Linked DNA regions of Homo sapiens: region 2 is linked to region 1. The links are chromatin contacts, found by Hi-C or POLR2A ChIA-PET in ENCODE. All regions are on one chromosome and are shown on one strand. The core of a region is the stretch at or near the end of the contact, and the rest is flanking DNA. Distances in the headings are between cores, read along the strand shown. Region 1 overlaps EPS15-AS1 (EPS15 antisense RNA 1). Region 2 overlaps EPS15-AS1 (EPS15 antisense RNA 1).

The links. A loop is a pair of places that touch in the nucleus more often than their neighbours do. ChIA-PET counts read pairs that join two places held with the same protein, here RNA polymerase II (POLR2A). Pooled maps may share reads with other maps.
Region 2: a map of GM12878 shows a loop between it and region 1 (3-fold over the local background). The contact joins two enhancer-like sites. A Hi-C loop is called at or near these places in 6 of 168 maps with a recorded cell type or tissue (GM12878, K562, PC-9 and 3 more), 4 of 37 single-sample maps with no recorded cell type and 11 of 50 pooled maps. POLR2A ChIA-PET finds 5 or more read pairs at or near these places in 4 of 52 experiments (MCF 10A, Panc1, T-cell and 1 more).

Annotation. Positions count from the first base shown.
Region 1 is chr1:51,532,881-51,536,930 of GRCh38, reverse strand. All of the region lies in intron 1 of EPS15-AS1 (EPS15 antisense RNA 1), which reads right to left. It also overlaps a transcript of OSBPL9 not described here. Among named protein-coding and RNA genes, the nearest start is that of EPS15, 16 kb to the right of the region's middle. Within about 2 kb of position 1,719, at least 6 of the 41 ENCODE cell types and tissues checked have a DNase peak (open chromatin) inside an H3K27ac peak, as active enhancers do; they include GM12878 and Panc1, where a contact is called at or near this core.
Region 2 is chr1:51,567,588-51,571,637 of GRCh38, reverse strand. The region is part of intron 2 of EPS15-AS1 (EPS15 antisense RNA 1); the gene reads right to left. It also overlaps a transcript of OSBPL9 not described here and the pseudogene CALR4P. Among named protein-coding and RNA genes, the nearest start is that of OSBPL9, 47 kb to the left of the region's middle. RefSeq lists enhancers at 2,011-2,170, 2,331-2,380. Within about 2 kb of position 1,702, at least 16 of the 41 ENCODE cell types and tissues checked have a DNase peak (open chromatin) inside an H3K27ac peak, as active enhancers do; they include GM12878 and Panc1, where a contact is called at or near this core.

The DNA of each region.
Region 1 (4,050 bases), core at 470-2,969:
ATACTCTACAGTGAAGAAATCTGGTAGATACCACCTTAATCCGCTGATCAAAGTGAACACCATCAATAATGGGACCAAGTGACACCACGTTTCTCCCCATATGATGCACTGAGAAGGACACAACATCATATAACTAGGATTTCTTCCTGGAAAAATATGTAAATCCCTTCATGAGAAAACATGAGACAAAGCCAAACAGGGGGAGACACTACAGAACACCTGGCCAGTACTCTTTAAAAATGTGAATATCGTGAATAATAGTGAAAGACTGGGGAACTATTCTAGATTAAAGGACACTAAAGAGTTATAACAGGCTAGGTGTGGTGGCTCACACCTGAAATTCCAGCACTTTGGGAAGCAGAGACAGGAAGATCACTTTGAGGCTGAGAATTATAGGCCAGTCTGGGCAACATAACGAGACCCCACCTCTACAAAAATAATTTTTTAAAAAATTAGCCAGGCATAGTGGTGCGTGCCTGCGGTACTAGCTAGCTAGTCTGGAAGCAGGGGTGGGAGGATCGCTTGAGCCCAGGAATTCAAGGTTGTAAGTGAGCTGTAATTGAACCACTGCCCTCCAGCCTGGGTGACAGAGCGCGATCCTGTTTCTAAAAAATAATAATTAAAAGAAAAAAAACCTTTTTAAAAGTCATGACAGTTAAGTATAATGCATTACCTGGATCAGGCACTGGATCAGAACCTGATGGGGGAAAATACTGCTATATAGGACATTATCAGGCCAATTAGTGAAATTTGAGTATGGACTGTATATAAGCACTATGTCAATTTAAAATTTCTGGATTTGATTGTCATACTGAGTGGGTATGTAGGTATATAAGAGAATGTCCTTTTCTCAGAAAATACACATTGAAATATTTAAGGTATTAGGGGTAACTACTGCAATTCAAATGGCTCAGGAAAAAATATACATATCCATGTATATGCATGTAGGCATATGCCCACACATGAGAACTTCTGGGGCATCTGGGAATTCTTTGTAATATTTCTGCAGCTCTTCTGCAAGTTTGAGATTATTTCAAAGTAAAAAGTTAAAAAATAAAGTGTAAAGGTGGGCACGGTGGTTCATGCCTGTAATCCCAGCACTTTGGTAGACAAGGGCGGCGGGGTGGGGGGTTAACATTTGAGGTCAAGAGTTCGAGACCAGCCTGGCCAACATGGTGAAACTCTGTCTCTACTAAAAATATAAAAATTAGCCAGGTGTGGTGGCATCCTCCTATAGTCCCAGCTACTTGGGAGGCTGAGGCAGGAGAATCACTTGAACCCATAGGCAGAGGCTGAAATGAGCCAACATCAGCCCAATGCACTCCAGCCTGGGCGACAGAGTGAGATTATTATTTTGTTTTTAAAAAAAAATAAAAAGTAATAATAATAATAAAGCATAGATGAAGAAATAGAAACAGTATGGAGATAACTCTTTAGAAAATTTCACTGTGAATGGGAGCAGAGAAATGGAGCCAAAAATAGAGTCAGGGTCATAAGATAGCTCTTTAAAGACAGAAGAAACTAGGTTTGTTCACTGATCAGAGAACCAAGGTGGACTTCAGTCTCTCCCTTTCAAGACGAGGGGCTTAGATCAGACATCCTGTAAGGGCCTTTCCACCTCAGGCCCTTTGTGACTCTATGACTCTCCTACCCTCTCCTAGATGCCTAGAGTTCTTCTGAAAACATGTTTTATTCCTTAAACTGCAACCAGGAAAAGACATTTGGGCCACCACCACTTGAGGGCAGTAGAAAATGATGCTGCACGCAATTTGGTGGTTTTATTGTTTTGGCTGCTGGAAGAAAACAAAGGCCTTCACATGATTTACCCTCAAATGTCTTAGGGCAAATAAAGGTCCCGTGAACACACCACTTTTTCCAAATGTTTTAAACAAGAAAAGCCCAAGATAAGTTATAACAGGGGGTTGAGGAGTAAGAGGGTGAGAGGGTCTCACATCTTGAAAAAAGCTGGCACATACTGTAAGTTTAATAAAGAATAACTGATAACAGAAAAATTAGAGCCTGTCAGAATTGAAAGGGATCCTAGAGGAGGATGAATAGAGCCCCTTCGTTTTATAGGCAGGACCCTGGGTCCAGAGGAGAGAAGGGGCTTGCCCAAAGACACAGTGACATGGTAGAGAAATTAATGGTTTCAATACTTATCTGGCTAGCCTGTGAAGAGAGAGATTCTGATATTTTCAAATGACATAATAAACGTCACTTGCAAAAAGCGTGGCCCCATCACTGGTATTGGTACTGAGTTCTGAAAACACTGTGACAACACAGTTGTGAGGCTGTGTCTCTTGTGGCTTCCTCTCCCTGGGAGGATCTGACTGTTCACCTTTAATTCTTATCCACTTCAACGGGTCTGAATGCCCTGGACAGCATAGTTCTGATCCTATCCAACCCACTCCTCACCCCTTTCTGAGAGGAGCTTCAGACTGCTGAGGGATCTTAGACTTTCCTACCAACATCAGGGGATGAAGTTGAAGGCCATTTGGAAAAAAAAGTGAATGAGCATGTGACAGAACATTATTTGGAAAGAAACAACATTATCATTGCCATAGAGGGGAGATGATCTTAAAAAGACAATCAGAAAATCCAAAGCATAAAACTTCCCTAATATGACTTAAGGACATGATGGAGAATAAAATTACTAGACTGTTCAAAACAAAAAAACCAGTATGACTTCATAACATGATAAACAGCTGGGAGCATTTTTTTTTTTTTGAGATGTAGTCTCACTCTATCGCCCAGGCTGGAGTGCAGTGGCACGATCTCAGCTCACTGCAAACTCCTCCTCCCGGGTTCAAGTGATTCTTGTGCCTCAGCCTCCTGAGTAGCTGGGACTACAGCATGTGCCACCACTCCCCGCTAGTTTTTATATTTTTAGTAGAGATGGGGTTTCACCATGTTGGTCAGGCTAGTCTCGAACTCCTGACCTCATGATCCACCTGCCTCGGCCTCCCAAAGTGCTGGGATTACACGTGTGAGCCACTGCGCCCAGTCAGCATCAATTATTTAGAATAATAACCTCTAACCCCTAACCTCAGTATTATCTATTCCTCTGCAAAAAAAAAAAAAAAAAGAAAGAAAAAAGAAAAAACAAAAGAAAAAAAAATGCCCAGGCATTAGCCTGGCATTCAAAAATCCCTTGCCTGTTCCAGATAATTTTCTAGTCTCATGTCCTGCCATAGCTCCCACCCTGCACTCCAACCTCTGTTTTCTGAGCACTCATTGCAATGGTGTAACTGTGAACATTTATTCAGGCCATGTGCTGCATTTGCTCCATTTTGAGGCTCGATTCAAATGCCACCTGCTTTGGAGGCTTTCCTTGATCTGACCCTTACGTTTACTCGCAGATTCCTTTTGACTCCCACAGCCATTTCATCTACTTCCCTCTTTTTTTTTCTTTTCTTTCTCTTTCTTTCTTTTTTTTTTTTTTTTTGAGACAGAGTCTTGCTCTGTTGCCCAGGCTGGAGTGCAGTGGTGCAATTTCCACTCACCGAAACCTCCGCCTCCTGGATTCAAGTGATTCTCCTGCCTCAGCCTCCAGAGTAGCTGGGACTACAGGCATGCACCACCACGACCAGCTAATTTTTTGTATTTTTTTTAGTAGAGATGGGGTTTCACCATGTTGCCCAGGCTGGTCTCGAACTCCTGAGCTCAGCCAATCCACCCACCTCAGCCTTCCAAAGTACAAGGATTACAGGCGTGAGCCACTACACCCAGCAGCATGTACTTCTCTTTAATATTTATTTCATTCTGTCTTGTCTTTCCCATCACAGAGTGAGCACTTAGAGGGCATGAACTGGGTCTTAATACTATGATTTTTTTAGAGGTTGCTTCCAGTTATTAATAAATATCTACCATTTATTAATTACCAATTAATAATTACCAATTATTACCAATTACCAATTAATTACCAATTACCATTTAATTACCAATTACCATTTAATAATTACCAATTATTAATAATAATCTAACAATAATTTTACTTATCTTTCTAAATCTCCTGTTTCTCAGCTCACTCCTTCCAACACCCTGACTCCA
Region 2 (4,050 bases), core at 453-2,952, 35 kb before region 1:
TGGAGTGCAATGGTGTGATCGTAGCTCACTGCAGCCTCAAACTCCTGGGCCCAAATGCTTCTCCCACCTCAGCCTCTGGAGTAGCTGGGACTACAGGCATGTACCACCATCCCCAACTAATTTTTAATTTTTTTTGCAAAGACAAGGTCTCATTATGTTGCCCATGCTGGTCTTAAACTCCTGGCCTCAAGCAGTCCTCCTGCCCTGACATACTAAAGTACTGGGATTAGAGGCATGAACCACCATGCCAGGCCAAGCATATTATTTAAAATGTAGACAACTCCTAACATAATGTCAGACATGAAAGTGTTTACCACAGAGCCTGGTGTACAATAAGTGCTCTTGAGATGTCTGAATCAGGACCTGTGATTCTTCTGTGTAATTTAACACATACTTATTGAGTCTTTCTTCTATGTCAGGTCCTGTTCCAGATTCAGGGAATATAAAGATGCACCTGTTCTTCAGAAGCTAAAAATTATTCAAAGAGACTGAAATAAACCTAGTTTCAACATAGTGTGACCCAGGAAAGTACAGAGAGCTGTGGGATCATAAGGAAGGACCCAGCCGGGTGTGGTGACTCACGCCTGTCAGGAGTTCGAGACCAGCCTGGCCAACATGCTGAAACCCCATCTCTACTAAAAATACAAAATTAGCCGGGCGTGGTGGCGGGAACCTATAATCCCAGCCACTTGGGAGGCTGAGGCAGGAGAATCATTTGAACCTGGGAGGCGGAGGTTGCAGTGAGCCGAGATTATGCCACTGCACTCCAGCCTGGCGACAGAGCAAGACTCCGTCTCCAAAAAAAAAAGGAACCTCACCAAGTACGAATAATGATAGCCCCTTACATTTTATGTTGACAGTTTACAAAGTACTTCTCAGATCTCTTACTCACTTGACCTTCACCAGGAATCCTATGAGATAGGAATAATTCTCCACGTTTTGCTGATATGAAACTGAGACTCAGAGAGTTAACAGAGCCCTAACCAGTAAGCTGGGCAGCAGCATGGAATAATAGAAAGACCACTAGCCTGGAGGCCAGGAGACTTTGCTTGTATGGCATGATTTCATTTGTGACTCTGTCATCTTGAGTAAGTAACCTTTCCTCCCTGGGGCTTGGTCTGCTCATCTATAAAGTAATGTGGTTAGACTAGAAAGGCTCTGAGATCTATTATTACCCTGATACTCTCTGGAGGAGGAAGTAAAGTCTTATAGTTGAAGATGGGGGCTCTAGAATTAAATGAACTGGTTGAGTGATCCTGCACAAGTGAAATAGCCTCAATGGCTTCATGATAAAGCAGAGAAATTAGGAGAACCCACTTCATGGGGTTATTATGAAGATTAAGTACAGTAGTAATATATGTGAATGAAACACATTGGTAACGAGTAAGTGTTCAGTGAATGTTAGCAGTGATTACTATTTGATCTACGAGGCTATGGTAGAAAGATGTCCAGAAAGTGCAGGGGCTCTTTCTACCACAGCATTTTTGTATGGTAGAACCTCATTCTGGTCACCCAGGGGAGCCTCGGAAAAACAGGCCTTTGTTTTGTAAAGTTGTAGAACAGTCTTCAAGTATCTCTTGAAAATCAGAGGTAGCATGGTATGCAGAAAGAATCAGACAAACGTGGCTTAAAATTCCAGCTTGGCTCCTTGCTAGCTATGTGGCCCTAGGCAGGTGACTCACCTCCTTATGACTCAGCCTCCTGATTGTAAAGTGGAGATAATACTCATTTTGCAGGGTTGCTCTGAGGCTTGAATAAAAGTATGTGTGCAAAGCTTTCAGCACAGGTATGGAAGAAAATACCAGAGATTGGTGAGGTCAAGTGCTGGATCTCTCTGGCTGCTTTTTGGGTATTTAAGCCTGAAGACTCTGTGCTTTCTGCTTCTAGGTCTCCAAACCAGTGAACATGCCAAGTTTTATGCCTTCTCAACCAGGTTGAAGCATTCAGCAATGAGAATGAGACCTTGGTGTTTCAGTTTTCAGTAAAACACAAGCAAAGGAAGTATTGTGGTGGCGGATATGTAAAACTCTTTCCTGCCACCCTGAACCAGGAGGATATGCACTCAGGATCCAAGTATCACATCATGTTTGGTAAGCTCTCTGATAGCAGTCACTGTCAGCTCCATTAGGTCCTAATGACAGCCACTGTAGTTGTTGAAAACGCTCAGATTCACTTGGAACAGAAAATGTCTAATATGATAACTCCACCCCGCCTCCATGTGGCAGGACTCTTCAAAGACCTGAAAAAAGCAACTCTAAACCTGAATGTTAATATAAGTAAACCACAGAGGTGGGGAGGCACATGGTACCATATTAAGAAATCTATAGCACAGGGAGACATTTTCCAGTTCTCAGAAGAGGAGAAGGAGGTCATCAGCTACGTAGACCCTCTCACAGGTACACTACAATAAGGCATTGTACTCTGCCTCAGTGAGAGAAAGGCACAGGAGGTCAAGGAAGTGACCTTTTTTTAGCATCTGAAATGTGTCCAGAGTGTTGTATCTGTAACCTAAATATGTAACTAGGCCTCCTTGGGGCAGTCCAGATCTTACTTAAGCACGTGTGTGTTTTGGATAGTGAGAGTGGTAACATGGGAGGTAAGGTTGAAAATTAAGTTAAGGCTGGGTGCAGTGGCTCACCCCTGTAATTCCAGCACTCTGGGTGGCGGGGGGCTGAGGCGGGTAGATCACTTGAGGTCAGGAGTTCGAGAGCATCCTGGCCAACATGGTGAAACCCCATCTCTACTGAAAATACAAACATTAGCCAGGCATGGTGGCTAGCACCTGTAATACCAGGCAGGATAATTGCTTGAACCTGGGAGATGGAGGTTGTAGTGAGCCGAGATTGCACCACTGCACTCTAGCCTGGCTGATAGAGCAAGACTCCGTCTCGAGAAAAAGAAAAATTAGCCAGGTGTGGTGGCGGGAGCCTGTAATTCCAGGTACTCAGGAGGCTGAGGCAGCAGAATTGCTTGAACCTGGGAAGCAGAGGTTGCAGTGAGCTGAGGTTGCACCACTACACTCCAGCCTGGGCGACAGCCTGGGTGACAGAGTGAGACTCTGAGACTCCGTCTCAAAAAAAAGAAAAGAAAAGAAAATTATGTTAAATCTATTCCCAACTGTTGGCAGATAAGGCTTTCTGGGCTCAGAGACACTGATGATCTCTAGAGTTCCCTCTAGAGTTTTTACAAAGCATAAAGGGCCCCAGGCTCTGTTTCTAGGTAGCCTTGGGTTTGAATACCAACAATGCTACTTACTAGCTGTTTGTCTTTGAGCAACCTGCTTAACTGTTCTGAGCCACAATTTTCCCAGCTAAAAGTGGGGGATAGTAACACCTACTTGTAAGAATTAAATGACATGGTATAAAATGCCTGACACAGAAGGGGTTTCTGGTTGGGTTTGGTCAATGGGAGCCCTGGGAGATCAGAGATGGAAAAGAGAGTTGTGTTCCTCAACTGAAAGTCAGCTTCTCTCTTGCCTGTCTTTTCCACAGGATTCTTTCTTCCAGGCTCTGGCAAGCACTCCTTCTAGCCCCTTTAGGCCTAGGGGTAGAACCCCATTGTTGCTAGCCCTGAGCATAGCACTATACTTTATGTTTTCACAATGTCCTGCCCCAACCTTTGTAAATAGTCCTTTTATTAAATCCTTCTCAAATAATCCCAAATTTGATTGTGCCATCTATATCCTGCTGGGACTCTGATTAATACACATGCTGTGTTTGTCTTGGGTCTTGGCCTTAGACCAGGCAAACTGCCTTAAAGCTATGTGAAATTATGCTTTGGGGTTTAATTTCCAGGCCCTGACATTTGTGGCTTTGGCAACAACAAAGTACAGGTCATCCCTCATTACTGAGAGAAATACCATGAGAACAAGACCATCAAGTGCAGGGTGAGTGTGTGCTGGTCCTCAGCCAAGGGGGAAGGAGATGCATTTTATATGTGTTATCTCATTTAATTCTTACAAAATCTTATAAATTAAATACTGTCATCTCCATTTTACAGGTTAAAAAGTAGATCTAGAGAAATGCTGTAAATTGCAGGATTTCATCAAGG